Regions from separate parts of the Homo sapiens genome. Here region 1 is linked to region 2. Evidence: chromatin loops called from intact Hi-C (ENCODE). Cell type or tissue: ovary. All regions are shown on one strand. Each heading gives the region's core, and the rest is flanking DNA. Links, peaks and the distances in the headings are about the cores only.

Region 1 (14,529 bases), core at 4,296-12,295, 190 kb before region 2:
TCCCCCATCCACGGAGGACGTCCGGGCCTCTCCACCACCACGGGGACGTCCGGGCCTCTCCCCCATCCACGGAGGACGTCCGGGCCTCTCCCCCACCACGGAGGACGTCCGGGCCTCTCCCCCACCATGGAGGACGTCCGGGCCTCTCCACCACCACGGGGACGTCCGGGCCTCTCCACCACCATGGAGGATGTCCGGGCCTCTCCACCACCACGGGGACGTCCGGGCCTCTCCCCCATCCACGGAGGACGTCCGGGCCTCTCCCCCACCACGGAGGACGTCCAGGCCTCTCCACCATCATGGAGGACCTCTGGACCTCTCCACCACAACGAGGGAAGCTGTCCCAGGACAGGGCCAACACCACAGATGGCCCAGGCAGCCAGGTCCTGGGTCACATAGCAGAGCTGAATCAAATTCACCCTGAAGTCCACAATGGCAGCCAACCTAAGAGTCTCACAAGCCCATTTAAACCCTTTCTTATGTGGGGTAGTCTGAGCCGGGCTTCCTCCTAAATGCCACAGACATGAAGCCTGCGGGCAGAGCCCCTCCTCCAGGCATCCTCCTGGCCTCTGTGAAACAGTCCCAGGTGCAGAGGCTGACGCGTGGACACAGGCCCCACGGGCAGCCCCAGGTGCAGAGGCTGACGCGTGGACACAGGCCCCACGGGCAGCAGGATCAAGGGCTCCCCCAGGCGCCGCAGAGTCGTTTCCCTTCAAAGCCTTGAAGTCAGCCCCGCCCCTCGCAGAGCCCTTTCTTGCTATATAAGGGAACACCAGGTTCCAATGTGGGTATCGTGTCTCTTTGGGTGGGTGGGCGTTATTCTGCCTTCTGCCTGTGCGTGTGTGAACAAAACAGACGTGTGTGCACCCGGCCCCATGCCCACCTGTGTCTGCAAACAGACAGACAGACAGACACGCTGCCTTAGTCCAGATTTCCCAAAAAGCAGAGTCTGAGGCAGGGATTTCGGTGCAGGTGGTTTATTTGGGAGGAGACCCGAGGAAGCCGGAGGAGCGGAGGGGAAGTCAGGAGAGGACATATCCATGAGCTGACCGCTGCCCTGGCCACTGCTAAGCACACACGGGACCCCGTAGCTAGGGATGCGTCTGTGGACTTCGCGCCCCAATCAGGGCCTCCCTGGACCAGTGGAGGAGCCTGTCGTCCTGGTCCCTCATGGGTGAAGCTTGTTAACCCCGAGGGCCCCTGGACCAGCGGAGGAGACTGTCGTCCTGGTCCCTCGTGGATGACGCTTGTTAACCCCGAGGGCCCCTGGACCAGCGGAGGAGCCTGTTGCCCTGGTCCCTCGTGGATGATGCTTGTTAACCCTGAGGGCCCCTCACCAGAAGAGAGGCGTGTTCGGGTTTAACCTGTGGAGAGGCTGATATCCTTGCAAACGTCTCCCAGCACTCCTGCCTCTAAGTTTAGTGCCACACAGAGACCAAATAAAGGGGAAGGAATGGGAAACATCTGGAAACACTGACAGTGTGACTCTTTTTTTCCTAAAAAACTGATAAAAATAGTGTCATAGACAAGTTCGTTTTCTAGGCAATGTTATTTTAGGCAGGATGTGTTAATGGCATGAGAATTAGTACAAATTAAGTAATTAGGCTAGGCTGGCAGCTAGAGCTGGCAGGCGCCAACAGCCCGCAGTTCGACAGTTTCTGTCCTGACGCTGCGTGTTTGACAACAGCGGTGAGGGAAGCATGCCACACAGCAGAGGATGCGGGGCAAGGGCACGGGTCGGTGGCCAGGGTGCTCTTGAACACCTGTGTCCTCTGGGTGTCCCTCTGGGACTCGGGGACAGGGCAGCCCAGACTCAGACTAATCCCGTGGGCCTGGAGTGCTCAGTGGACACCAGGCCAGCCAAAGCCCTCCTGCCGGCTGTCTGGGCAACGACCTTCACTCTGGACAGAGCTGTGGGGCCAGGAGACCCTGTGAGGCTCACCGACCCCCAACCCGGTACCCCGCTCTCTTGCAAGGGTGTCTGCCTGTGCCAATTTTCACAGCAGCGGGTGGGTTCCGTGGGCCTCCACAGGTGCCTGGCTGGACAGCAACGTTGGTGATGGCTCCCTCATAGCGACCCGCTCTGAGAGAACTGCTAGCCCCTTTCACAGATGGGGAGACTGAGGCTGCAAAGATGAGCGGATTTCCCAGAGCATCAGAGCCGGGGGTGGGAGAGCTGGATCGCTCACTCTCCTCCATACCTTCCCAGGTCTAGGGCAGGCAGGACTCCGTGCAGGACCCCCAAGAGCCCCGCTCTGTGCGACGAGGATGGCAGCGTCCAGGGCACGTCCTGGCTGCCGGTGTCCTAAGGGCAGGATGGGCAGCTCTGCTGGAGGCCTCCAGGTGCTGCTGGTGGGAGCCATGCACCCAGCAGCTCTAGCACGGCAGGTTGCTGTGCATGGCCCAGACAAGCCCCTCCTGTGCTCTCAGCCTTAGTTACCTCCACTGCAGGAGAGGGCTCCAGGCTCGTTGGGAGGGTTTAAAAGTGAGATGCACCCTGGGGGACACAGGAAACACTCAGCAACCATCATCCTTGCCGCTACTGTGGGCCCTGGACACACCCTGGACTGAAGTCCTGTTCCCTCTGTGACCTCCCAAAGCCCAAGCTTCAGTTTCTCTCTTAGTCAGTCCATCTTCCAGAGAAACTTAGCTTTCAGCAGAATCTCCTTTCTTTCTTAATTTTTTTTCTTTTTTTGCGACAGGGTCTTGCTCAGTCACCCAGGCTAGAGTGCAGTGGCGTGATCATAGTTCACTGCGGACTTGACCTCGTGGGCTCAAGGGATCCTCCGCCCTCAGCCTCCCAAGTAGGTGGGACTACAAGTGCACGCTGCCACACCCAGCTAATTTTTAAATGTTTTGTAGAGACCAGGTCTTGCTATGTTGCACAGGCTGGTCTTAAACTCCCAGCTTCAAGCCTTAGCCTCCAGATCCTTCTGCCCAGCCAGAACATTCCCAGATGGAACCAGGTGCCTTTTCCCCATTATACTCCACTCCCCTCTCACTGGTGCACCCCCAGTGCATCCCAGCACCTTGCCCAGCACACACTCAGTGCCCAGAAATCATTCACTGGGGGCTTGGATGGCCAAAGCCCATACCAGCCCCTCCTCCCCAGAGGCGGCCCTCCATCCCCAGGCTGCTCCAAGCTCCGTAGGAAACAGACCACATGCCTCCCTCACAGCACTGGGAAATTCCTGGAGGCGGCCACCATTTGGGGCCTGCCATCTTCCCACAGGGGCCTCGGAGGAAGCCCCAAGACCCAGCCTCTGGCTACCTTGTGACATCCTCTCCTAAAGGACTGGCCTAAGCAGGAGAGCAATTGGATCCCAGCACGGGTCTCACTTTGGATTTGCCAAAATCAGGACTTAAGGCAACGGTTCGGTGGAGGATGTGCTTTGGGAGGTGGTCTCAGAAGCACAGGGAAGGTGTGGGTTGAAGACCCACAGAGGAGCAGGTTCTGCTGCAGGCAGCTGGGGCTCCACCGTGCTGGCAACCCCTGAGGAGCTGTTGTGAAACACACCTCGACGCCACCCTATGGAGGGACAGGAATCCCGGGGCATCTCCAGGACTGGCATCTGTCACTGGCCTGAGGTTGCCCCTGGAAACAATAACACCTGGCACTTTGGGGCTGTCCTGAGTGAGGCTGAAAACGTTTCCAGCCCCCTATGCGAAGCTGCAGTGGCATACAGGGACCTGAGAGAGGCGTCAGTCAGGGTGCACGGGAGCCGTCCGATGCACCTGCAAGTGGACTGAAAGGGGACCCAAGGGGCCGTGGGTCAGTAGGCTTAGTGTCTATTAAAGCAACAAATCCCTCTGAGGGAGGAACGGCACCATCTGTGTGGCACCCCTCTACGCGGCACACGGGAGGGTGCAGTGAGTGTGCCATGCACAGGAATATGATAGCGACCTTGCCCGAGGGTTACTGAGGAACAGGGAAAAGGCTGTGTGAGGCTCCTGGGCATCTCATCGGAATACATTACCGTGCACAGCAGGGCTTAACGCAACAGAAGGGCGTCTGAACTGAGGAGGCCGGCAGGGTGGGTCCCCCTGAGGGCCACGAGGGAGCGTCGGCTCCAGGCCCCTCCCGCCTCCGGTGCTGGCCGCGGTCCTTGCCACTCCTTGTCTTCTGGCCATGCCACTCGGATCTCTGTCTCCATGTCTCTGTGGCCCGCTTCTCTCTGTTCTCCTCTTCTGATAAGGACACTTGTCATTTGATTTACGGCCCACTGGACATCCAAGAGGATTCCAGCTTGAGGTCCTCAGCTAATTACATCTGCGAAGACCCTGTTTCCAAAGGTCACATTCGAGGGTTTGGGTGGGCACGAATTTTGAGGGGATACCGTCCGATCCGGTGCAGGGACTTTCCAGCCGCAGGCTCTAGGGAAGGCTCTGTGCTAAAATGCATCCCCGGTTCACACTGCAGGGCAGGAGTGTGCGGGCGGAAGGAGCCATGCTGTTGAGGGGCCTGGGTAACTGTATAACCTGAGGGTCTCCATGTTTTCCGGCCTGCGTGGGTGCCTCTTCCACGTGAGCTCTCCCACCCCCCCACTCCAGAGGGGCGTCCCCTCAAATTGTCATCTCTCACCACCCTGGACTCTTCAGGGCAAACCGAGCACTGCTTAATGGAAACATTGTTTCTTCAGAGGTGACAATTCCCCCACACCAGCGTCGTCTCCAGCCTGGGTAGTCGAAGTGGGGTTCCTGGGCCTGCAGCTCCAGCATCACAGGGCTCCGCCCCGACCTCCTAAATCACAAGACCCTCAGGCGATTCCTGCATTTGACAATGTGTGAGAAGCACCGGCCTGTGTGGCCAAATCAACGGACAAATTCTCCCCCGGCATCCACGCTTGTCCCCCGGCATCCACGCCTGACCCTAGTGGTCTTCATCTGGTCCAGAGCTGCCCGAGGAGACAGGACAGAATGCAGCAGTAAGGACGACATTTCCTTCTGCTCACGGGTCCACACCAGGCATGTTTCTGACAGCAAGGGTCCCCAGCAGCCCTCAACACTCCAGAGATACTGGGATCCGGTGTGTAGGTTCCCACTACCCCTGCTCACTTCAATGACTCCAAACTTTTTCTGACCATCAAGCATGTTTTTCTAGAAACCCTGTCTTGCCGGGGCAGGTGTTATCAGCCACGTCCTGGTCTGTCCTGCAAAAGGAGGAAATGGCCACGCGCCACCTCCTAGTTCACCTGCACCTGTGTGGGCAGGTCCCGTGCACCCTGACTGCTGCCACACCTGCTGGGGCGTGAGGACTTTCTCGGGCCCCTCGATGTGGCTGTGTGTCCAGCTCCCAGGCACTCAGCGCCCTGTCCCTTGTCCCCTGTCTCCCGCCCCCTTGTTTACCAGTGGGGAAGACAGGCCTGGCCGGTGGGGGTGTGAGTCTGTCCCTGGCCCCAGCTGTGGAGCAGCTGAGCTCATTGGAAACCAGGCTGCGGGCCTGAATGCAGCCCTTGTCTCCTGGCCCCTGTTAATAGCCTCTATAACTGCCCAGCATTTCTATTGACTCAAGATAAGTTCCGGGGGCCGGAGAACAGCTCACTGTTTGGCACATGTCTGCTGGCCAGGCCTGGCCAGACCGGGATGGCAGGGTTTGGTGAGTCCTGCAGGCCAGGCCCCAGCGGTTGGTGCTGGCAGCTCAGCAAACAGCCTGCCCGGGCCACATGTTGCCCTCCTTATCCCTCGGGCCCCGGCCAGTAACCTTGCGGCGATTACACTATCAGCCTCCCTTGGCAGTGCCAGCGTGTGACACACGTCACATGTTCTCGAAACTCTGTCCAGAAACAGGTGTTCGAGGTGACATCATATCTGACCAGAGATCACTAAGTCTTCCGACTTCTATCAATATTTGCATTTCCAGCTCCACGGAGAATCTAATCAGACTTCTGATGACACCTGCCGTGTTTCTGACCCACTGTGCTCCTGGCTGTGGGTATCGAGCCCCCGTCTCCACTCATTTTGGATTTTTACCCTCCTGAGGGCCTAGTGAGCTGACAGGAAGGGCCTCTGGGGTGGCCAGATGAGGGGAGCAGAGCCAGGGGGTCAGGAAGGAGGCCCTGGAGCAGGAAGAGGTGGGGTCCAGGCTGCAGGCCTCAGCCTGGGTAGGAAGAGCCCTTGCTGGGCCCTTGGCCTTTGGTGGCTCTGTCCACACCTCTCCAGGACAGAAGCTCAACATGCAGGCCCCAAGCGCAGCGGAAGACCCAGACTCCAATGGCCAAATCAGGCCCAGTCCACAAGTGCATCCCAGAGGCCGGAGCAGGGCAGCCCTTGGCCACCAGACAAGAGCCAACACTCTGAACCACCACGGATGGGTCCCTGCTCTAGCGGAGGAAACCGCACCCTTTTTAAAAGAAAGAAGCAGAAATAAGAAAACAGAGCCCCGTGGCACCTGCAGGCGGTGGCGTCTCTCAGGCCTCTGGAGCTCAGGCTCTGGGGAGGGGTGAAGCCCCTCGTGGGCAGTGAGTCCCCTCTCAACCAGCCCCAGAGGGCCCCAGAACCCCAGAGAAACTCCCAGCAGCATCTGGGGTTGTATCGAGAAGCCACGAATTGGAGATAACGCCCACCTAATGTCAGAACAAATACGAGGCTGAAACCAGAGAGGCCTGGGAGAGATAAGACAGGCGCTCGCCCGGGCCGTGACCCCCGGCCACCCGCACCCCCATCCCAGCCCAGGAGAAACAAAGCCTCCAGAGCCTCCCGCGTTAATCATTTCTGGGCAGTCCGGGGCAGGGAGGCCCCGTTTCTTGGCTCCCTGGAGGCCCCGCCTGCCAGACCAGGCCAGACCTCGAGGTTTCTGGGGGTTCCCGTGCCTGGAACCCAGCACCGTGAGACCAGAGGACCCAGCAGTGAAGGAGGCAAACCCTGTCCCCGAGCTGCACACGCTGGAGCTGCACACGCTGGAGCTGCACACGCTGAGGGTCAAACGTGACATGCAGGCTATTCAGAGAACCACACAACCACACTAGTTAGCGGACAAAGGGCGGCGTGCCCTGAAGCCCGGGGCCGTACAGCACTGTGGGGTTCCTCACAGGCAAGGGGGATGCGGTAACAGCTTGAAGACGCACATTCCGACTTCAGGAAGCGCCATGAGGCCGGGAAGGGCTCCGTGCCTGTCCCTGGCTGAGGCTTCACTGGGCATATGAGGAGCATGAGAGGGACAAGCTCCTCCAAACCCAGGCCCATGTTGAAGTCAGTGTCCCCCAGCTCCCCTGCTGAAAGAACTGGGTGTGACTGGGCAGGGGAGGGAAGGGGAGGGGAGGGCCTCTCAGGATTCCGAGGAGTCTGTGCTCATGGGGATGCCCAGGCCGCCCCCCAGCCACTGGCAGAGAGGAGCCGTGGTGCCCAAGCCAGGCGGTGGGTCAGAGGCCGAGCGGAGCCTGGCTGGCTGGCTGTCCATGGGCGGCCTCGGTCCGGTTCTTGTCCATTCTTGTCCAGGGCAGTGAAGCTCAGCCCTGCAGAAGCCGAGTGGCTGGGGGGAGCCTGCTTGCACCCACCCGCGGGCAGAAAAGACGCCCTGGCTGGGTGGGGCGGGGAGTCTAACCCCTGCCCTGGCAGGTCAGGTCTGCGGCAACTTCTCCGACATGGGGGGCAGGTGGTCTTCTGGGCCAGGCTGGGAGTTGGCAACTGGGAGAGGGAGCAGGAGGAGAGGGAGGCTGAGGGCCCTGGGGGCCACTAACAGGGGAGATGGGGAGGGCCAGAGTCGCCCCCACAGCGGCCACAGGACAGGACAGCGGCGGGACAGTGGCTGAACCCAGTCCCAGGTGCCAGGTGCTCCTCACCTGTGGTGGAGGACTCCACGCACACGCCAGTGGGATCTTCCTTCGAACGGACACATTCCAGGGGAGTGTAGATTATTGGGCTCACACAGAGGAAGTCGGGAAGCACAGATCAGGACCTGGGAACCCCGTTCAAGACCAAGCAAAGACCTGGGCCACAGAGCAGCAAGAGCTGGAGTGTGGGCTCAGCCGTGTGACCCCAGGTCCTCCCTGTTTCCATGAAGGAGAGGCACGTTCCAGGCAGGGCAGGAGAGCTCAGCTGGCCCCAGGCAGGGAGCGTGTATGCAGGTGCGTGCTCGTGTGTGCACGTGTGTCTGAGCGCGTATGTGTGCGTGTGCAGAGTGAGAGCGTGCTGACCCTGGTAACAATTTGAATTCCAAAAGCTTTATTATAACCTTGCCTTTGTTCGTGGATGTTCAGTGAAAAGGTATTTTCCAGAGCAAACACTATCGATCCGGTGTCATGAATCCTGGACCAATGGTCTAACCTTGAAGTCCGTTTCCAATCAATTTTTCATTTGCCTGAAATTATGTTCACAGAGCTCATTTTTCTTCCATTTCCGTTTTACAACAAAATTATGATTTACTCTGAGTTCTTTGTATCCGTGTTCATGATCACGGCTTCTCACACGGGGGTCCTTTGGGAACCTGTGGACAGGGTGAGATCAGTCGCTGGGGCAGATGCAGGCCTCTCCCCACTCACTCCTCAACATCCCCATCTTTGTGGAATCAACATCCACTTTTTGGGAGGTCAAATGTTGCAAAATTCTTTCCCTCTAGCCCAAAGGAAAATTGGCTGTGGATATGTTAGTGGGTAACGATTACTCTGTATGGACGATTTCTGCTGTTTTTTTTACTTCTTAGAGAATTATGTGATCTCCTGAGCTCGTGATCCACCCACCTCGGCCTCCCAAAGTGCTGGGATTACAGGCGTGAGCCACCACACAGACCATCCTGGCTAACACGGTGAAACCCCGTCTCTACTAAAAATACAAAAAATTAGCCGGGCGTGGTGGCTCACGCCTGTAATCCCAGCACTTTGGGAGGCCAAGGTGGGAGGATCACGAGGTCAGGAGATTGAGACCATCCTGGCTAACACAGTGAAACCCCATCTCTACTAAAAATACAAAAAAATTAGCTGGGCGTGGTGGCGGGCGCCTGTAGTCCCAGCTACTCGGGAGGCTGAGGCGGGAGAATGGTGTGAACACGGGAGGCGGAGCTTGCAGTGAGCCGAGATCATGTCATTGCACTGCAGCCTGGGCGACAGAGCGAGACTCCATCTCAAAAAACAAAAGAAAAAAAAATGAATTATATGAAAGGCTGATATTTTGTGGGGTTTTCGTGTTGTTTTGTCTTGGTTTTGTTGTTTTGGTTTGTTTTCAGTGAATCCTGGAGAAAATCGTGAGCTATTTTATGTGACTGAGAAAAGAGAGAGACAGGAGAAGAGGGAGAGGGGGAGGCAGAGGGGCGCAGGAAAGAAGAGACAGATGGTCAGGGTGGGCAGGGTGTGAGCGGGACAGCCTCCAAGCTCCACAGGATGCATGATTTGTGTCCCCTTGACTGGGTCACGGGTGCCTAGTATCCGCCTAAGCATTATTTCAGGGGTGTCTGAGGGGGTGCTTCCGGAAGAGCTTGGCATTCGAACTGAAAATGAGCGAAGATGCCTCCCCAGTGTACACGGGCACCACTCCAGCCCTGAGTGAGGCTGGTTTGCACTCTGCCTGCCTGAACGGGATCATCTCATCTCCTCCTCCTCCTCTCCTGCCCTAGGACGGGGCTCACTCCATCGGCTCCCGCGGTTTCAGGCTTTCAGGCTCGACCGGAACGCACTGTACAGGCTCCCTGGGTCTCCAGCCTGCAGACGCAGGTGGTGGGACGCCTTGGCCTCCTTAGTCGATGAGCCTGGTCCTCACGGGACATCCCTATACCTCTGCCTCCTGTTGGTCTGTTTCTGTGGAGAACCCTCAAAAACACACCATGAGGTCAAGAGCCCCCAGCCTGGAAGTGATGAGGTTGTGTCTCACGCCAACCACCACCGCTGCCACCCGGGGTCACACGCCAACCACCACCGCAGCCGCCCGGGGCTCACACGCCAACCACCACCGCCGCCGCCCGGGGCTCACGCGCCAACAAACACCGCCGCCGCCCGGGGCTCACACGCCAACCACCACCGCCGCCGCCCGGGGCTCACACGCCAACAAACACCACTGCCACCCGGGGTCACACGCCAACCACCACCGCCGCCGCCCGGGGCTCACACGCCAACCACCACTGCCGCCGCCCGGGGCTCACACGCCAACAAACACCACCGCCACCCGGGGCTCACACGCCAACCACCACCGCCGCCACCCGGGGCTCACGCGCCAACAACCACCGCTGCCACCTGGGGCTCTCATGCCGACAAACACCGCTGCTGCCCAGGGCGGCCTCTGGCATCGGATGTGCAGCGGTGGGCGTGCTTTGGGCCTCAAGACTCAGACAAACACCCCAGTGACAAGGGGGTGTGGGCGGGAGGCAGGGGGTGGCCACGTGGTCACCCTGGGAACCAGTGGGGAAGACCATATGGCCAAGGCCACCGCCCCTCCCATAAACCCTCCTGTCCCTCCCAGAAACACCCTCTAGGGTGGGCCTCTGAAGCTAGTGGAGCGGGAGTCCCCCCAGGGTGTCTAGACATCTCCCTGGTCCACAAGCAGACACATGCTCTGAGTGAGACGGGCCGGGCGACCCCAGCTCTTGCCTGATCCCTGGACACACGTTCTTGCCCTTGGAGACTGAGGTTCCTCCTTGGTGGACAACATCAAGCTCTGCCCAGGGGTCAGGGCAGGGCCTCGGCGGGCTGTAGGGATCACCCCAAGACGCTTCCAGGTAGTCCTTCCCTCGGGCCAAAGATGTGGCCAACAATTTGCAGAAGGGAACGACGCCAACGCTGACCCCTTTGCCATCACTGACCCCTCCACCAATGCTGACCTCCACCAACACTGACCCCCTCCGCCATTGCTGACCCTTCCACCAATGGTGACCTATCTGCCATTGCTGACCTCTCCGCCAACGCTGACCTCTCCTCTGTCGCTGACCCCTCCGCCATTGCTGACCTCTCCGCCATTGCTGCCCTGAACTCACCTTGACTGGTTCAGAGCAGAACCAACGGCCCTGCCCTCCCGGAATCTTCCCGCACTTGGGAACAGCAGTTGCGCTCGCTTCTGCCCCTTGGGAAGCTGCCCACAAGCCCTGAGGGGCCTCCCAGCCATGGAAAACCCTGCCCTGTGGGTTGCATTCCACCAGCCTGCCCCACAGTCCCCGCTGAGTAGCGCGGGAAGGGAGGCTCCTGACCCCCCAGCCCCCCTCCGCTCCTCACCACGACCTTCTCGTTGACCCCAGGCCGCGGGGACGGGGTTCAGGGTCCCTGCCACCAATCCCATGTCCACTATTGCCTCGACAGAGCTCCAGCCCCAGGGTGCATGGGGCAGCTGAGGGGCCCCAGCTCCATCCCAGGTCTGAGCCATTCCTGAGAAGGTGGAAGACAGCACCCAGAACACAGAGGCCCCCACCGGGCGTCTGGGGGCAGGGCCACAAGCGGAGGGAGGGACATCTCACAGCAACATCTCTCTTGCTGGGCTGGAGAAAACCAATTTCCTCTCCCTGCTGTGTCTGTGGGCACGCCAGTCCCTTTTTAATTTAACCTGAATTAATTACCAGGGCAGAGGCAGGTGTTCCTCCTCGGTTTCTCTCTCCGGCTCTTTGCCTTGTCGCTTGCAAGCGCTGGGCAGCCTGCGGGGAGATCTGTCCAACAGTGCCAGGGTCCAAAGACCGAGGGGCCCCGTGCAGGCCTGGGCACTCACGTCCGTGGCACCTCAGGACCACCAGCAGCTCCGGGGGGCTCAGAATCCCTCCAGTCCCTGCTGGGGGTCCCTTGTTGCTTTATCTCTGCAGCTCTCGATTCCTAAGCCTTTCCTGAGTACAGAGATTCAGATTCTAAATCAGCACAGGATCAAAGAACCAGGGGCGACCCACGGACATCCTTGCTGGGCCCCGGAAGTGTGGCTGAGCCCCTGGTGGTCCGGGGAGAGCACAGCCTTCCAGGCCTGACCATGGAGACCCCGGCTTGGTCCCACCTAATCTCTGCAGACCACAGGTTGGTGACGGGTCTCTGGGATGAGGCTGGAGCTGGGAGCACCTCAGGCTCAAAGGAACTTAGCATTTTGCTCCAGGAATAGATAGCCCAGGGTGGGCGGCTGCGTTTCCATTTTCAACACACCCAACCTCAGCACAAGACTCCCAGATCTGCAACGGGGATGGTGACAGTCTCAGTCGACTGTGGCCAGAGGGAAGAAAGGCCCAGGGGCCGTCAGTGGCTTTCACTTCACTTTACAAACGGAAAAACGGTGTCCAGGCGGGGCAAGGTCAGTGGCAAAGACAAGATTCATGCTCAGGTCCCCTGGCCCCAGACACTGCCTCTCAGTGAACACTGGCTGCCAAACCTACCAGCATTCCTGAGACACAGAGAACCCAGTGGGGTCCTCACAAGGCCAGGCATCGAGGTCCTTATCAGGGACCCTCCAGAAAGGAGACCAGGCATCTCGTGTGCCCAGCCCCGCTGGGTGCTTGTCCCACAGGCACGGTGGAGGAGAATCAGCAAGTACAGGAGTCATACACCAGTGATCGGATGTGGCTTAGACTCAACAGGACCCACGGGCCCAGGACGCAGGAGAGGAGGCACTCGCCCACCTGGACCTGGACACCGCCCCTGCATGGGGGACTCAGGAGAGCAGGACCACGTGAGCTGCTGGGATACACATGAGCCGCCCGGGCAGCGGGTCTGCACCCCATGGGAAACACTGCAGAGAAGATAAGAATCAAATGTTTAGTGAAACAGGAATCCTAGCAGCTCCTGACCTGCACCAAGGACCGGGCTGGGAGCCAGGGCAGCCTCAGAGGCTGCCACGCAGGTGACCCAAGGTCCCCTCGTGATCCTGCCATCTCAGGCCCGGAGGAGAGCGTCCCATCTCCTCCCCGGAACCGCGGCATCTGGCAGCCGGCCAGCTTCGTGTGTCCTTAAAGGCGGGGTTCTCCACCTCAAGGGTGCGGCGCCCACCTCCTCCGGGGCCTGTGCCTCTTCAGGTCTCGCCTCAGTGCCAGCGGCAGACCCTCTCAAAGCGTGGCCTGCCGACGCCTGTGTCCATCCTCATTAACAGCCAGATTCAGGGACACCAGCAGGGTGTCACGGGGCAAGTACCTCATGTTCGAGTTCTCCACGCCACAGCCTTGCTGCTGAGAGACCACCCACTATGGAAAGAGCAGGCGTGCACAGCTATGGGTCAGCAGGGCCTCAGATGGACGGTCTCTCCCTCTGCAGGCTGTGGTCAGCAGGCCCCTGGATGCAGGCTGGCCCTGGATGGACGGTCCTCCTCTGCAGGCCGTGTTTGGTGAGTTCGGTTCACATGCATCTCGTCCTCCATGGTCCAGTTGGCTCACTGGACTGTTCGCTTTTCGGCCTGGGCAGGACCACAAGAGAGCAAGGCCGAAGAAACCCGCACTGGCACACATCAAAACACAACTCCACACAACGTCCAAAACTCATGCTCACACACATCAAAACACAACTTCGCACAACGTCCAAAACTCACACACACACACATCAAAACACAACTTCGCACAACGTCCAAAACTCACACACAAAGACACGACTTCACACAGCGTCCAAAACTCACGCTCACACACATCAAGACACAACTTCACACAACGTCCAAAACTCACGCTCACACACATCAAAACACAACTCCACACAACGTCCAAAACTCACGCTCACACACATCAAAACACGACTCCACACAACGTCCAAAACTCACGCACACACACGTCAAAACACAACTCCACACAACGTCCAAAACTCACTCTCACACACGTCAAAACACAACTTCACACAACGTCCAAAACTCACGCTCACACACATCAAGACACGACTTCACACAATGTCCAAAACTCACGCTCACATACATCAAAACACAACTTCGCACAACGTCCAAAACTCACGTTCACACACATCAAAACACAACTTCGCACAACGTCCAAAACTCACACACACACACACAAGACACGACTTCACACAACGTCCAAAACTCATGCTCACACACATCAAAACTTCACACATCCAAAACTCACGCTCACACACATCAAAACACAACTTCACACAACGTCCAAAACTCACGCTCACACACATCAAGATACGACTTCACACAACGTCCAAAACTCATGCTCACACACATCAAAACTTCACACAACGTCCAAAACTCACGCTCACACACATCAAAACATAACTTCACACAACGTCCAAAACTCACGCTCACACACATCAAAACACAACTTCGCACAACGTCCAAAACTCACACACACACACATCAAAACACAACACACAACGTCCAAAACTCACACACACACATCAAAACACAACTCCACACAACGTCCAAAACTCACGCTCACACACATCAAAACACAACTTCGCACAACGTCCAAAACTCACACACACACAATCAAAACACAACTGCACACAGTCCAAAACTCACGCTCACACACATCAAAACACAACTTCGCACAACGTCCAAAACTCACACACACAATCAAAACACAACTGCACACAGTCCAAAACTCACGCTCACACACATCAAAACACAACTTCGCACGTCCAAAACTCACACACACACACGACACAACTTCACACAACGTCCAAAACTCACGCTCACACACATCAAAACACAACT
Region 2 (14,529 bases), core at 3,563-11,562:
TAGAAGATGGATTGATGGATATAGATACATGATGGATGGATGGATAGGTGATAATGAATAGACAGATGATGGATGGATGGATAGGTGATACATGGGTAGATGGGTGGAGGGATTGATAGATGATGGATGGATAGATGATGGATGGATAGATGGACAGAAGATGAATGGATATATGATGGATGGATGGATGGATGAGTAGATGGATGGATGGATGGTAGAGTGATAGATATAGGTAGATAAATATAGAGATAGATATAGATAGAAATGAGAGATAAAATGGGGACAACAGGTGAATGAGGTGAGGGGTATACAGCTGTTCATTGTATTATTCTTATGACTTTTCTGTAAAATTGAAGTTTTCAAAACAAAAAGTGGTGGAAAAAAGCTAATTCCTATTTCCTAGTTTTCCCATAGTTTATCAAACTTCTAAAATGGAGAGAACGTTCAGAACTTAGAAAGCACAGAGCAAACCCCAAATAAAAGACTAGAAGGAGTGTTACGTTTCATGTTTTATTATTTTTAAAAGGCTCTCCAAACCTTTTTATTTTATTTTTTGAGATGGAGTTTCACTCTTGTTGCCCAGGCTGGAGTGCAGTGGCACGATCTCGGCTCACTGCAACCTCCACTTCCCAGGTTCAAGTGATTCTCCTGCCTCAGCCTCCCAAGTAGCTGGGATTACAGGTGCCCGCCGCCACACCTGGCTAATTTTGTATTTTTAGTAGAGATGGGCTTTCTCCATGTTGGTCAGGCTGGTCTGGAACTCCTGACCTCAGGTGACCCGCCTGCCTCGGCCTCCCAAAGTGCTGGGATTACAGGTGTGAGCCACCGCACACGGCCTTTCATGTTTTAAGTTTAAAAAAAAGACCGTTGGGTTTGACAGTGTAGACAATCGAAAGATCTCGTAAAAAATTTAAAATCTAAACAAATGGAATCCTTTAGTTTTGCGTTACACTTAATTTCCAGTGTCCCTGTGTTCTTATCTGCATGTACAGAACAACATATTTGCCACATTTTTAAAGCACATTTATATATCGGGGTCTCTGCTCATGCTCAGAAAACCACTGATGATGTGCAGGAGAATCACAGCTGGGAAGAAACACAGGAGGACCTTTTCCTTCATCACCAACCATGCCCCCCCCCAGCCTCCACCCCCGCCCCGAGGGAGAGGCCTGGGGAGCACAGGCTACTTTCTGAGCTTCCGGAAGTTGCAGGTCAACCTGGCGGCAATTTGGCACCAGGAGCCACCAGTGTGGCCGCGGCCCCTGACCCTGTAATCCCACATCGGGCACCCAGCCTAAGAAAACGACACGTTTGCTTCAAGGGCTCAGAGCACCAGGATTTAAAACAGCAACTAGGAACAACCTAAGATCCTAGGTGCTCCGAGATCAAGATGCCAGAAAATAAATCAAATCAAATCAAATCCCAGGCGCAAACGGCCCTCGTGTTCTTACCCCTCCTCTCGCTGTTGGAAATCGCGGCTCCATTTATGGGTGGACAGAAAGACAGCCTCCTAGCACCGGGCTTATAGCTTCCACGCCCTGTTCTTCTCCAAGCCCTCGCCCGGCGCTGCCCGGTCCTCAGGGCGCGACACGACGCTGCCCGCTGAGGCGTCAGAGCTTGGGGCTGCTTGTCACGTTTCCTCCACACCCAGCGTCCGGATGCTCTGTGATGTGTTAATGTTACTTCTCTAAGAATCACTGTTGCTTCTGGGGTTTTTTTGTTTCTGTTTTTGTTTTGAGACGCAGTCTCGCTCTGTCACCCAGGCTGGAGTGCAGTGGTGCAATCTCGGCTCACTGCAACCTCTACCTCCCGGGTTCACGCCATTCTCCTGCCTCAGCCTCCCGAGTAGCTGGGACTACAGGCGTCCGCCACCACGCCCGGCTAATTTTTTTGTGTTTTTCAGTAGAGACAGGGTTTCACCATGTTAGCCAGGATGGTCTCGAACTCCTGACCTAATGATCTGCCCGCCTCAGCCTCCTGAAGTGTTGGGATTACAGGCGTGAGTCACGGCGCCTGGCCCCAGAAATGCTGTTGCTTCTGTTTTATAAGAGGCACTGGGGCATGAAAAGCTATATCTCTGATGGGGCTGTGTGCCTGGCGGGTCCTGCCTGGCTCTGGCCCCCAGGTGCCCTCTGAACGGACAGTGCTGCCTGGGGACGCCCCTGGCCACACAGGCCAGCCCCCGCCACTGGGCCAGCAGAGCTGGGCTTTAGAGTTGACCTCCTGCCGACTGTGTGACCTCAAGCAACTCACGCTGACGCCCTGAGCCTCAGTTTACCCGTCTGGGATGCGATGACTGCCACTCCAGTGCTGCTGTGATGGGAAAAACAGAAGCCGTGCTGAAGACCCTCCCGGCCCCTGCAGACTTGCCACCAGCCTGGTCCCTGTTCCGCCAAGCCTGGGAGTGGGGCCGGGCAGGGGCAGGCGGGGCAGGGGCAGGGGCGGGGGGCGGGGGGCGGGGGCCAGGGTGGCAGGGGGTGGGGGGCAGTGCTCAGCGGGTGGGCTGGTTGGGGGCGTGGCTGTCCTGTGACGGTGCCGTGGCTCGGTGGGCTGGCCTCAAGGGGAGGCTGGAGGGTCTGGGTGACTCCTCTTCCTGGCTGAGAGAGACTGCTTCACCCACACTGCCCTTGGGGGCCAAGTGAGGTGTGGGGGCAAATGGCTTTCTTGTGAAACAGACTCCGAACACCCTGGGGTAGGCACCAAACCATGCTGAGGAATAAAGAGCTGAGAAGTGGGAGGGAGACAGTAAACTGAAGGAGAATAGGAAAGAGGAGGAAAAGGAGGTGAGCAGGGAGGTGAGCAGGGAGGTGAGCCACGAGGTGGGGGGTGAAACAGAGAGAGGAGGTGAGGGAGGAGGTGAGCCCCAGGGTGGGGTGAGAGAGGAGGAGACAGGGGAGGTGAGGGGGACAGGGGAGGTGAGGGGGACAGGGGAGGTGAGGGGGACAGGGGAGGTGAGGGGGACAGGGGAGGTGAGGGGGACAGGGGAGGTGAGGGGGACAGGGGAGGTGAGGGGGACAGGGGAGCCACGAGGCGGAGGGTGAAACAGAGAGGAGGAGATGGGGGAAGTAAGCCACAGGGTTGGGGGTGAGACAGAGAGGAGAGGGGGTGAGAGAGAAAGGAAGTAAAAGAGCAAGAGAAGGTGAGAGAGAGAGGAGGTGAGAGTCAGAGAGGGAAGTCCCCAGCCCCGTGCCCACTCCATGGCTGCCTGGTCTTTCCCCTCAGCCCACGCAGAGAGCAGGGGGAAGCTGGTCCTCCCACCCCAACGCCCGTCAGGACCACGCTCACATCACTGCAGCAGACGGGACTGCATACGTACAGCATGGTGCCAACCAGTGGGACATGGAGACACCATCTCTCTGACCCCCAAACAGAACCTGACGTGCGCAGGTGTCCTAAACCAGCAGGACTCCCCAGTAGGCCCTGCAGGTGCAAGATCGAGCTCCAGTTTGCGGCTGAGGAGACCCATTGACGTCCACGCTCATGGTGGCCCTGACCTGGGAGCTCAGGGGGTGAGGCCAGGCGGGGGAACTCCTGTGTCCTTGCTGAAGTTCTGCGTTGGGGGCTGGTGACCTGACTGCTTAGCCTCCTGCAGGAGGATCCAGCTGCCCGTCATCTCCCACCTGTGAGTTTCCAGACAGGAAGAGAGAAAGCCACAGCCCACCCCACCTGGGTCTATCCTTAGACATCATGACCCTTGGCTGTAATGACAAGAACCCAATGCATTCTGGCCCAAGAAAGCAAGAGAATGCATTGGTCTATGTACCTGTTGAGCTCAGGAGTGAGCAGTTTCAGGCATGGCTGGATCAGGGCCCTCGGCCCGTGTCTTCAGAGCTGTCTCCTGCCCTCATCTCCCTTTCACGGCGGCAGGAAAGCAGACTAACACCCTCGCTGCCCCAGACTCTTGGAGTGGCTGGATCAGGCACTGGGACCTCGTCTCCCTTTCACAGCAGCAGGACAGCAGACTGACACTCAGCCTCACACTCACTGCCCCAGACTCAGAGCTGCGAAGCTGCATCTCACTGGCTAAGTCTGGGCTCGTGCTGCCCCAGGTCAGTGACCATGGTTGGGGACAATGCTCTGCTTGGCCAGATCTGGACACAGCACCCAGGACCCCTAGGGTCACCAATGAGAAATGGCCCCCGGCCCTCCAGGCAGAAGAGAACACCACGCTCCTCCCTTCCCAGGCCTGCCTGAGGGGACTTCCCTGTCCTCACCCAACTGCAGCTCCCGCACTGTCCTGGCTGGGCGACCTGTGACCCCTGGCAACTGTAACCCCAGACATAGCTGGCGAGCACTTAGCTGGAGCACTGAGGCGTGGGGTGGGAGAGACCTGGGGCTCAAACCTCCCCTCTGAGTGACCTCGGCACACTCTTCCTCCTTGGGGTCTCACCCCCTGGCCATTGGGCGAGGATTCGGGTGAGCAGTGGGTGAGCTCTGAGGTCCCTCCCTGTCTGGACCACTGGAGAAGCCATTTTGGCCTGGGGCTGTTTTTCTGGACAGGAGAGAACAAAATACATCAGATAATCTTATCCTCGCCTCGCTGTGACCCAAGGTGCACCTCTGGGCTGTGGCACAGACTCCCCTCTGGTGGGATAGCATCCCCCTGCCCCTGCGTGGAAATGGCAGAAACCAGGCTTCCCCCAGCACCCGGGACGTCCAGTCCCGCGGGGTGCCAGACGTGGGTGGAGGGAAGGAGGGAGGTGGCAGCTCCGCCGCTGGCTGCTGTGCACCTTGGATGGGTTGCTTTCGTCTCTGAGCCCCGGTGGCCTAAAGGTGATAAGGCGCAATGCAGCCCACGTGGCTGCTAGTGAGGGCTGTTTACAGGAACACCGCAACAGGCTCAGCACAGACATGGTGCGTAGCCCAGGGCAGCTGGCACTCGTCCTGGCCTGGGGGAGAGGGCTGTGTGTGATGAGGGGTGCACAGACCCACTGCCTGGCATACAGCAGGTGCCCAGTGAACAGGAGCAATTCTGCCCCACCCTGGTGGGACAGGAGCCCGGTCAGTGCCCTGCTCTTCACAGCCTCGTCTGTTGGGCTGGACAGCAGGCAGCCCCCTGAGCCGCAGGTGCCCGGTGATCCCACCTAGCACAAGCCAGACCTTCCAAGCCCTCAGCCGCAGCCAGGACCACAGCGCACCCCTCATCCTCGAAATCCAAAATAATCCACACAGCAAACTGTGGTGTCCAGAATGATCCCCAGATCTGCTGACTGTAAACTTCTGGGTGAGATTACCAGAGAGGGCCCGTCACTCTGTCTCCCCACTCATCTCGCTATCTCTGTATTGCTGTTTCTGTTCTGGTCTCTCCCCCCGGTCTCTGTCTCCCTCTCTCTCCATCTCTCCCCATGTCTCTGTCTCTCTCCATCTCTCCATTTCTCTCTCTCTCGCTCGCTCACTCTCCCCCTTGCTTTGATAGTGTGATTTAAGACACTTCCATTCAACAGTATTTTAAGTTTTTGTAGCAACAGGATCTTGCTAAGTTGCCCAAGCTGGTCTCCAATTTCTGGCCTCAAGCTATCCTCCTGCCTCAGCCTCCCAAGGTGCTGGGATTACAGGGGTGAGCCACTGCGCCCGGCTGCATTCAACAGTATTTATTTTGCACGTACTGTGTACTCTGTGTCCACCCCGTTCTAGTCAGGGGACGCAGCAGGGACACAGTCCCACCCTCATGGGACTGGACATCTGGAAGGTGAGGATGGGTGACAAACACGTGAACCAGGGGCTTAACCTGCCTGTTGGACAGTCTGGCTATTTCAGCTGATGCGTTCAGCTCCAGAAAATAGAAACTCAGCCCAAACACAGTCAGGGATCTTACTGGGAAGCCCAGAGGCGGGATTCAGGAGAGGTCTGATCAAGGGTCCGGCTCCACATCTTGGTCCTCCTCTTGGGTTCCCTCATGGTGACAAGACGGCTGCCAGGAGCGGCTGGAGAGCCCTGGTTCTCGTCAGCAAGAAAGAGTGCGAACCACCCGTCTGCCTACCGGTAAGATCAATGAAGCTCTTTCTCAGAACGCAGTCCTTGGCCAGGGGGCTGAGATGCCCACTCCTGAACTGCCATCCGACCCATGGATCGCCTGTTGTGAAGAGCGCCACGACCTCGCCAGCACTGACCCCTCTGGTCAGTTCTCTTATCTGATAGGACATCACTGCAGCATTGCACACCTGCCCCCGATGTGCCGCCTTCTCCTGTTTCAGGACCCCCAGCCCTGTGTTCTGGAGTCAACCCCGGCTACTCCTTCCCGGGCTCCTCTTTTCTTTATTGTTTTATCTTGTGAGACAGGGTCTTGCTCTGTTGCCCAGGCTGCAATCACAGCTCACTGCAATTTCCACTTCCCAGGCGTAGGTGATGCTCCCACCTCAGCCCCACGAGTAGCTGGGACTACAGGTGCAAGCCACCACACCTGGCTAATTTTTGTATGTTCTGTAAAGTTAGGGTCTCACTGTGTTGCCCAGGCTGGTCTTGAATTCCTGGGCTCAAGTGTTCCTCCCGCCTCGGCCTCCCACAGTGGTGAGACGCCAGGCGTGACCCACCATGCCTGGCCCGGCTCCTCCTCTTCACCCTGGAGGGTCCAGAGCTCACTCTTCACCGTCTTCTCATGGGGGCAACACTGCCTCCGTCCTGACAACTGGACTCGGGTCCAGCTCTGCCCAACACCTCTGCATGGGTGTCTAAAGACAAGCTGATCTCATTATGGCCCAAACAGAGCCCCAAACCCACAGCGCCCCAGCTTCGTCCCCCAGGCAACAATGACACCACCTCCCAGCCACCCAGGCCAGCAAGGGGCACCCGGCCTGCACCTTCCCCCTCACCTGGTGCCTCTGGTCTGGGGGAACCCCTGTTGACTCAACCTCTGAGCCTCTCCCAAACCTAACCAGGTAGAACCTCCACCTGGCCCCACCTCTTCTCCAGGGATAACTGTGGCCTCCCTTCAGCCTTCTCCCTGGATCCCCTACGGTCCTAGAGTGAGCCTTAATTTTAAAACCTAAGCCAGCCGGCTGGGTGCGGTGGCTCACCCCTGTAATCCCAGTACTTTGGGAGGTCGAGGCGGGCAGATCACCTGAGGTTGGGAGTTCGAGACCAGCCTGATCAACATGGAGAAACCACGTCTCTACTAAAAATACAAAATTAGCCGGGCGTGGTGGTGCATGCCTGTAATCCCACCTACTTGGGAGGCTGAGGCAGAAGAATCGCTTGAACCCAGGAGGGGGAGGTTGCAGTGAGCCAAGATCGCGCCACTGCACTCCAGCCTGGGCAATGAGAGTGAAACTGTCTCAAAAAAAAAAAAAAAAAAAAACCCTAAGCCAGCCAGGTCACAGCTCTGCTCCGTGGATACCCCAAAAGCCCAAGGAAAAGGGAAATCCACCATAAGACGGTAAAAGGAACCCCTGGCAGGAGAGGTGAGGGGCTTGGCTCCTGAAGACACCGCCCTTGCCAAGTCTGGGGCCTTCCCCTGAGTTACAGAGCACTTCCCTGGCAGATCACAGGTTAAAAATAATTCTGTCCTCCCTGCCCGGGCTCTTGTTGGAGGAGCTGATGGGGGCAGAACCCAGACCCACCTTCCATTAGCAAACCTCAGGGGCTAGGTCTGGCCTGGGCCCAAGCCAGCCCCACCTGGTCCCTAGGGAGCTCCTAGGAGGCAACACCGCCGGCTCTTGCTTTTCAAAGCCATTGTGGTCTTCTGGCCCGTCGGCGAGGCCGTGTGTGAAACCCAGCAGGAGGGGTCTCCAGGAACCACAGGGTGTCACCCAGAGTGTCCAACAGAGACCCCAGAATTCCAGAGAGGCCGTGAGGTACCACGGATGAGGGTCACTCAGCCCTGACGGCCCGGGGTCCAGAGTCTCCTTCTAGCCTGTTCCTGGATGACAGCCACGCTTACCCTCAGTATCCCAGAAATGATAACATTTGCTGCCATGGTTCTCTATTGCTGCCTAATAAACCACCTCCAAATGCAGAGTCTCAACCCAACAGTGAAGACCTCATGACAGGCACCATGGCCCACGCCTGTGATCCCAGCACTTTGGGAGGCCGAGGCAGGAGATCATTTGAGCTCAGGAGGTTGAGTCCAGCTTGGGCAACACAGACCTCATTTCTACAAAAAATTACAAAGTTAGCCAGGCGTGGTGGTGCGTGCCTATAGTCTCAGCTACTTGGGAGGCTGAGGCGGGAAGATGGCTTGGGCCCAGGGGTTGAGGCTGCAGTGAGCCGTGATCGCACCGTTGTACTCCAGCCTGGGCAACAGAGCGAGACCCTGCCTCAAAAACCAAAAACAAAACAAATTCATGACTTCACGGTGTCTGTAGTTCAGGAATTCAGAAACGGCTTCCCCGGGATCCTGTGGACCAGGCCGTGGTTGTTAGGTGTCGGTTTCTCACCCTGCAGCTGCTTGAGTGTCCTCACAACATGGCGGCTGGCATCCCGGGGAGCAAGAGGCCCAAACAGCAAGGCCAAAGCCACCGTGTCTTCTCTGACCACTCCTGGGAAGCCCCACCCCAGCACAGGCCCTGTCAATGCAGGAAGGGCTATGGGAGGGCACAGACATGGGGAGGTAGGACCTCGGGCCCACCTGGAGGCTGGCAGCCACCCTTGACTTAATGCTGCAGTGAGGATGAAATGAGCCAATGCCAGTGCCTGGCACATGGGGGAGTTTTCTCACCACTGGGCACCCCCAGCTTCTCCTCGGGAGACTTGCAGGGGCCTAAACTCATCCATATTCACTTCCAAGAAGTGGGCTCCGTGAAGCCTTGCCGAGCCGGGGAAGCAGCGACGGAGGGTGCCTAGGTGTGATGGAGGGTGCCTAGGTGTGATGGAGGGGGCCTGGGTGTGGTGGAGGGGGACCTTGTTCAGGGGCCAGGGGGCACTCACCTTCATGGTGCTGGAAGCCCCCAGGGACAGTGAGCCTGGCTTTCACCCTCCTGAAGAGTCCCCCCCCCAAAAAAGACATTGGCCAACCCAGCTCCCAGGCTTTCACTCTCCTGGTCCCCGCCAAAAAAAGACATCGGCCCACCCGGCTCCCAGGTGGGAGAGGGACCTGATCCACCTCCGGGGCCAGCCTGCCAGGGACCTGGCCTTACCACGACTGCCCTCAGCGTCCTCAGCTGTGAAGTGGGGCTGATTTGCCTACACTCCAGGGAAATCAGGAATAGAGAGAGTGAGTTAATCCATGGAGAGGGCTGGGAACAGCGCTGGGCACAGGAAGCACCAGGAAATCGACTCCCCCACCAGGCTGTGGCCCTCACTCACACGCCCCCCTCCCTCCACGCCTGGCCGCCGGCCTTGGGTGCAGGGAACACACCCACCCCAGCTCCGTGGTTGTGGGCGGCCCGGCCAGGCCCTGCTTAGGTTCTGGGGTGCACTGCAGGGGTGCACAGCAGGAGTGCGCTGCGGTGGATCAGGGCCGTGGAGGGCCCAGCCTGGGGCTGACCTGACCAGAGCCCAGGGGAGCCGGGGTCCCTGGAGGAGGGCGCCCCTGGTCCAGGGGCTGCAGAGGAATCTGAGGCGGCTTCCAGGAGGAGGTGGCATTTGAATCCAGCCTTGAAAGACAGCAGCAGCTGTCCCAGGCCTGGAATTTCCTCTTCCCATGCAGCCAGGCCCCACCCCTCTTATCTGCCTCCTCGGGGAGCTGGATCCCAGGGACCTTCCCGAGAAGGGCAGCCCAGCCTGGCCCCACCCCACCCCAAGGCCGCAGGCTGTGTCACCCGCCTGGAATGCACTTTCCAGTCCTCCCCTCCCTCCCCCATGCCAGCCCTTCACTTCCTGACCCAGCCGGCCAGGCCAGCCCCCAGGCCTCAGAAAATCTGGGGGCCCCCCCGGGCCTGTCACCCCAGAAAGGTGGGGGGAAGGGGGCACCCCCTAGACAGGAGGAAGGAGCTCCTGAGAGTCTCACCTTACAACCTCCCCATGGGGACAGCAAGCCCTCAGTGTCCCCTCCTAGGCCCCCAAGGAAGCCAGACTTGCTGAGAGGAACACAACTCACACATCCCCCCAGGGCCCCCACTTCCTCACCAACCCAATGGGGGCTCTAGGGGCGTCAGCATCCTGCGGTTTCTTAAAGACGCTGGCGACCCTCCTTCACTCCGGTGGCTCCTCCAAGCCTCTCTACAGCCCAACTGGACAGATGGGCATGGCCCCAAGGTGTTTCGAGCCAGCCAGAGTCCAGAGCTGGGGTCCCCTCTCGGGCACAGTTGCCCGCCCTACCCTTTCCTTCCCCATCCCTCAGACTGGTAGGGTCCCAGGAGCCGGCCTGGAGGTCAGACCAGGAATGCCCAGAAGCCAGTGGAGTCAGCAGGGCTCTGAGCATTCCCCACACGGGACCCTGCCTGCCACATAGGACCCCGCCTGCCACACAGTCACCTCCCCAGGCCCTGAGCTCAGAGCAGTTGCCCTCTGTCGCCTGCACAGGGGGTCCTGTCTGCCTCCCCTGGACTTGGAAGGACCCTTCCAGCTGGCGGGGGGCTCCCGTTTGGGGACAAGTGCCTCAGCTACGCCGGTGGAGCCTTGGTGAGGAACCCCTGTGCCCCCACTCACTGCGGGCAGAGGCACCACCTCTGGGGGCCGGTGTGAAGCCAGACTCCTAGCCAGCCCTGCAGCCTGTCCCAGGGGCCAGTAGAACCGGGAGGGGGCCGGGTGTGTAACTGCCTCCTGAGGCCGGCGAGTAGATTCCTGAGGCTCAGGGCGGTGCCCTCCTCTACCTGCCCACACACTCCAAGGGAGCTTCAGTCCCCACCTGCCAGCTGGAACAGGGGCTCCCTGAGGGCCCGAGTCCCCAACGCTAACACAGGAGGCACCAGGGAGCGTCTGCGGAATTAAACCAACACTCTGTGTGCACGTCACACGTTTAGCGGACACAGGCCCAGGCTCCCTACACTGGGGTCCCCGCCCCTGCTCTCCGGCGTTCCGAGCCTAGACGTGGAGGTGAACAGACACGTGGCCTCCTGCGCCGGGGGTGGGGTGGGGTGGGGTGGGGTGGGGTGGGGTGGGGTGGGGTGGGTGGTGAGGGGGTGTGCAGGGCTGCCTGGATGCACTCGGCCTAACGGCCCGGGAAGAGCCTGGGGCCTGAGAATTCCAGCCACCACCACCCCAGGGGTGCCGCCCACTGCTCACAGGGCCACCCACACCTCTAGCCACCTCATCGGGCCTCCAGGCGGCTGCCCTGTGTGGTGTGGGGGGACTCCCAGAGGGAGTGAGCCCGCCCTCCTAGGAGAAGCCTGGCCAGGTTCCAGTGGGGTGGTGGCCCGGCCCATAAACAGGAGGGGTTTATGGCCCAGTGACAGGCAAAACTGGTGGGGCAAGCCCAGGCTAGATCCCAACCCTGAGCCAAGGACAAGAGGATTCCAGAGTGGGAGCAGGAAGGCAGGGGTCCGTGGAACCAGCCTGCTCCCCTGCTCCCTACGGGCCTCCTCCACCCTATCTCAGGGACCCAGGCCCCAGTCCCAGAGCACCCAGGGGCCACCCCCACCCCGTCCCTGGCCAAGCCTCACCCCCTCCAGAGCGGCCTGTCACCACCTCGGGGTGGGAGCAGCCTCTCTGCTCTCCATCAATGCGGAGAGTTGATACCAGGGTTGTCTACCTTCATGAAAGTTACTTGTTGTGATTTCTTCGGCCTACAGAAAAATATAAACGTGGGCTCCTAGGAGCACCAGCACATGACCAGGACCTCGTCCTTCTAAAGCGTGTAAAGTTTGCTTTACTGTATTGACAGCAACAATAATCAGACCAAAAGCAAGATGACAAGACTCCTTCTCACTCGGGTAGTTCGGAGGAGCAAAGTGTGAGAGGCCCAGCGGGGCTGCAGCCTCAGCTCTGATACCCCAGCCAGACCCGCTGTCTCCCAGACTCAGTTTCCCCACCCCGCCTAAGGTCTCCGGGGCTCCTCCGCGCAGCGATTCCATTCCTTCTGACCCAGGCTGCCTCTGCAAGAGTCCCGTCTGGGTTTAGAGTTGGTCGTACATTCATTCATCCAACATCTGAGTGTTCCCTGTGTGCATGGCGCACAGTGTGGCCAGACACACACTCTGGTGTAGAGGAACCAGCCGGCCTGTGCCCGTATCATGAACGCCGTAGCCTGTCCCTGGGACTAGACAGCCAATCAGGCGTTGTGCGCAGCATAACTAGCTTGATGCCTGCTGACCCCCAGCCAGAGCTCACCTGGGTCAAGAGTTCCTGGACCCTGGAAGGTGTGGTGGTTTGAAAACAGGACCACCAGTCCCTTGATCTCTCACATCAGCAAGTGGGGGTCTGTGTCCCCCTGGATCCAGGCAGGCTGTCTCATCATCAACCACAGACTGTGCTGGAAACAATGCTCTGTGGCCTCTGAGACTCGGTCGCAAATGGCCACGCAGCTCACACCCTGCCTGCTGGAACAGGGGCTCCCTGAGGGCCCGAGTCCCCAACGCTAACAGCTGGCTGGAACCAGCTGGCTTTTGGAGCCCTCAGACGTCTCGAGGGAAATCTAGCTCCACTAGAGCCACCATGCTGGGAGGAAGCCCAAGCCACACAGGATGTAGGCGCCGCCCCACCCAACCCCAGGGAGCCCGCTGAGCCCCCCACCCCCACCTGCAGGGAGCTTGCTGAGCCCCCTCCCCCACTCCCAGGGAGCCCGCTGAGCCCCCCACCCCCACCCCACCCACAGGAAGCCCACTGAGCGCCCCCACCCACCCCGACACCCAGGGAGCCCGCTGAGCCCCCTACCCCACCCCCAGGGAGTCTGCTGAGCCCAGACCCCAAGCATCACGGAGCACACAAGCGCCACTCACCGGGCCCTGTCTGAGGTCTGCAGGGCAGCATCCGTAGTGAACATGAGGCGTCTGTTTCGTGCCACCACGTTTTGGAGTGTGATGCACACAGCAATCACCCGACAGATCGAGGAAGGGCCACAGGACAGGCTGCGTCCATGGAGACGTTTGCCGCTTTTCCAAAACTGGGGGCCGCTGAGAGGCACCTGGGCGTCCCTCGTCAGGGAGTTCTCGGGGCCAGCCACAGGTGGGGAGACGCTTGGCTTAGGTAATAGGAGGATAGGAGAGGAGGCCTCACTTCCAGCTGCTGTGCTCAGGGTGGGGCACGCAGAGGCCTTGAAGAGTAGGAGCAGGCAGTATTCCAGGATGACTGCAGGCCCACCGGGCCCACTGGGAGCTGAAGGACATGGCGCACACAGCAGAAGCTCCGGGAGGCACATGCCGGACGTGGGGAGGGCCCAGTTCCCATCACTGTTGGGTGTGACAGAGACGTCATACGCGACAGCAGCTCCACAGCCGTGAATGTCCTCTGCACCAGACCCCATTCAACCAGCTCCACCTACACAGTCTCGCGTCAGCTCACCCCCAACCCCACGCAACCAGCTTCACCTGCGCAGTCTCGCGTCAGCTCACTTCCAACCCCCTGCAACCAGCTTCACCTGCGCAGTCTCGCGTCAGCTCACCTCCAACCCCACGCAACCAGCTTCACCTGCGCAGTCTCGCTTCACCCTCACCTCCAACCCCCTGCAACCAGCTTCACCTGCGCAGTCTCGCGTCACGCTCACCTCCAACCCCCTGCAACCAGCTTCACCTGCGCAGTCTCGCGTCAGCTCACCTCCAACCCCCTGCAACCAGCTTCACCTGCGCAGTCTTGCTTCACTCTCACCTCCAACCCCACGGGGCAAACATTATGACCCCACTTTAGAGATGAGCAGTGTCAGAGGAGTTAAGGAACGTGCCTGGGGCCACACAGCAAGGAAGAGCTGGGACTAGGGTTTGAGGCACGTTAGGTGACCGTGTAATTCTCTGCTTTACCCAGCACAGCGCACGCCAGCCAGCCCGGGCAGGGCCGCAGCATCCCAGGCCGGGGATCGCCAGGCTCCTTTTCAAGTGCATTTCTGAGATACAACAGTCAATTTCCCCAACTGCGCAAGTGAAAACAATGTTTGGCTAAGGAGGCTGGTGAGGGGCTGACAGTCTTAATTCTAAGGGACGTCTCCAGCGGTGACACGGGGCTCCGTCCCCAAGCAGACCCCCTGCTGGGATCAGTGGAACCCGACCCAGTGACCTTCTGCCTGGCTGAAGAAAGCCCTATGGGTGGATTATACAACGCGCTGCGTGCCTGCAAGATCTGACTGTAAAGCTGTTCCCATGAGCAGCCTCTGAGAGCCTTCGTGGCCCCCAAGCAGGCCAGGGGCAGGCCCAGACTGAGGGGTGAGGGGAAGGCCTCCCTGCACTTGGTGGAGAAGTTAGAACCAGACGAGAGGAACCCTCGAGGAAGGGAAATCCTTTGACCAACTGGAGGTGGAGCTCGGGTAGGAAAGTTAGTCACCAGCCGCCTAATTTGGTCACATTCCAGGAGGCAAGAGCGGCCCAAGAGGGGAGAGAGAGGTCAGCGTGGCTGGTAGCTCTGGAAGGGGCAAGGATGAGCTGGACTCTGACGAGGCCAGGGCAGGCCCACAGCCCATCTGGACCGGGGAGTCTCCTAGGCCAGAGCCCTTGGGGCCGAATGGAGCTCCGAAGGGTGGGGCCCAGGATCCCGGAGCCACCCCTGCCGAGGGCCTCCTGGCCCGACCTC

The links. A loop is a pair of places that touch in the nucleus more often than their neighbours do. Peaks named below come from ENCODE experiments on the same cell type or tissue, not always from the same donor. Only the 100,000 strongest peaks of a DNase experiment are listed, where the experiment ranks them.
Region 1: a loop joins it to region 2, with 1.8 times the contacts of the local background. A loop is called at or near these places in 12 of 110 quality-filtered maps.

The regions. Positions count from the first base shown.
Region 1 is chr7:336,718-351,246 of GRCh38, forward strand. It overlaps LOC124901809 (a long non-coding RNA gene), which reads right to left and starts at 14,223. Exons shown (of 2, transcript XR_007060633.1): 1 at 11,468-14,223; 2 at 8,144-8,422. RefSeq lists enhancers at 1-283, 284-1,093, 6,876-7,505. In ovary, for the core only: no CTCF peak of the experiment used is centred there; no DNase peak of the experiment used is centred there.
Region 2 is chr7:528,749-543,277 of GRCh38, forward strand. No RefSeq gene overlaps it. Among named protein-coding and RNA genes, the nearest start is that of PDGFA-DT, 16 kb to the left of the region's middle. RefSeq lists a silencer at 1,939-2,135 and enhancers at 4,274-4,831, 9,914-10,857, 10,858-11,799. In ovary, for the core only: no CTCF peak of the experiment used is centred there; a DNase peak (open chromatin) is centred at 7,630.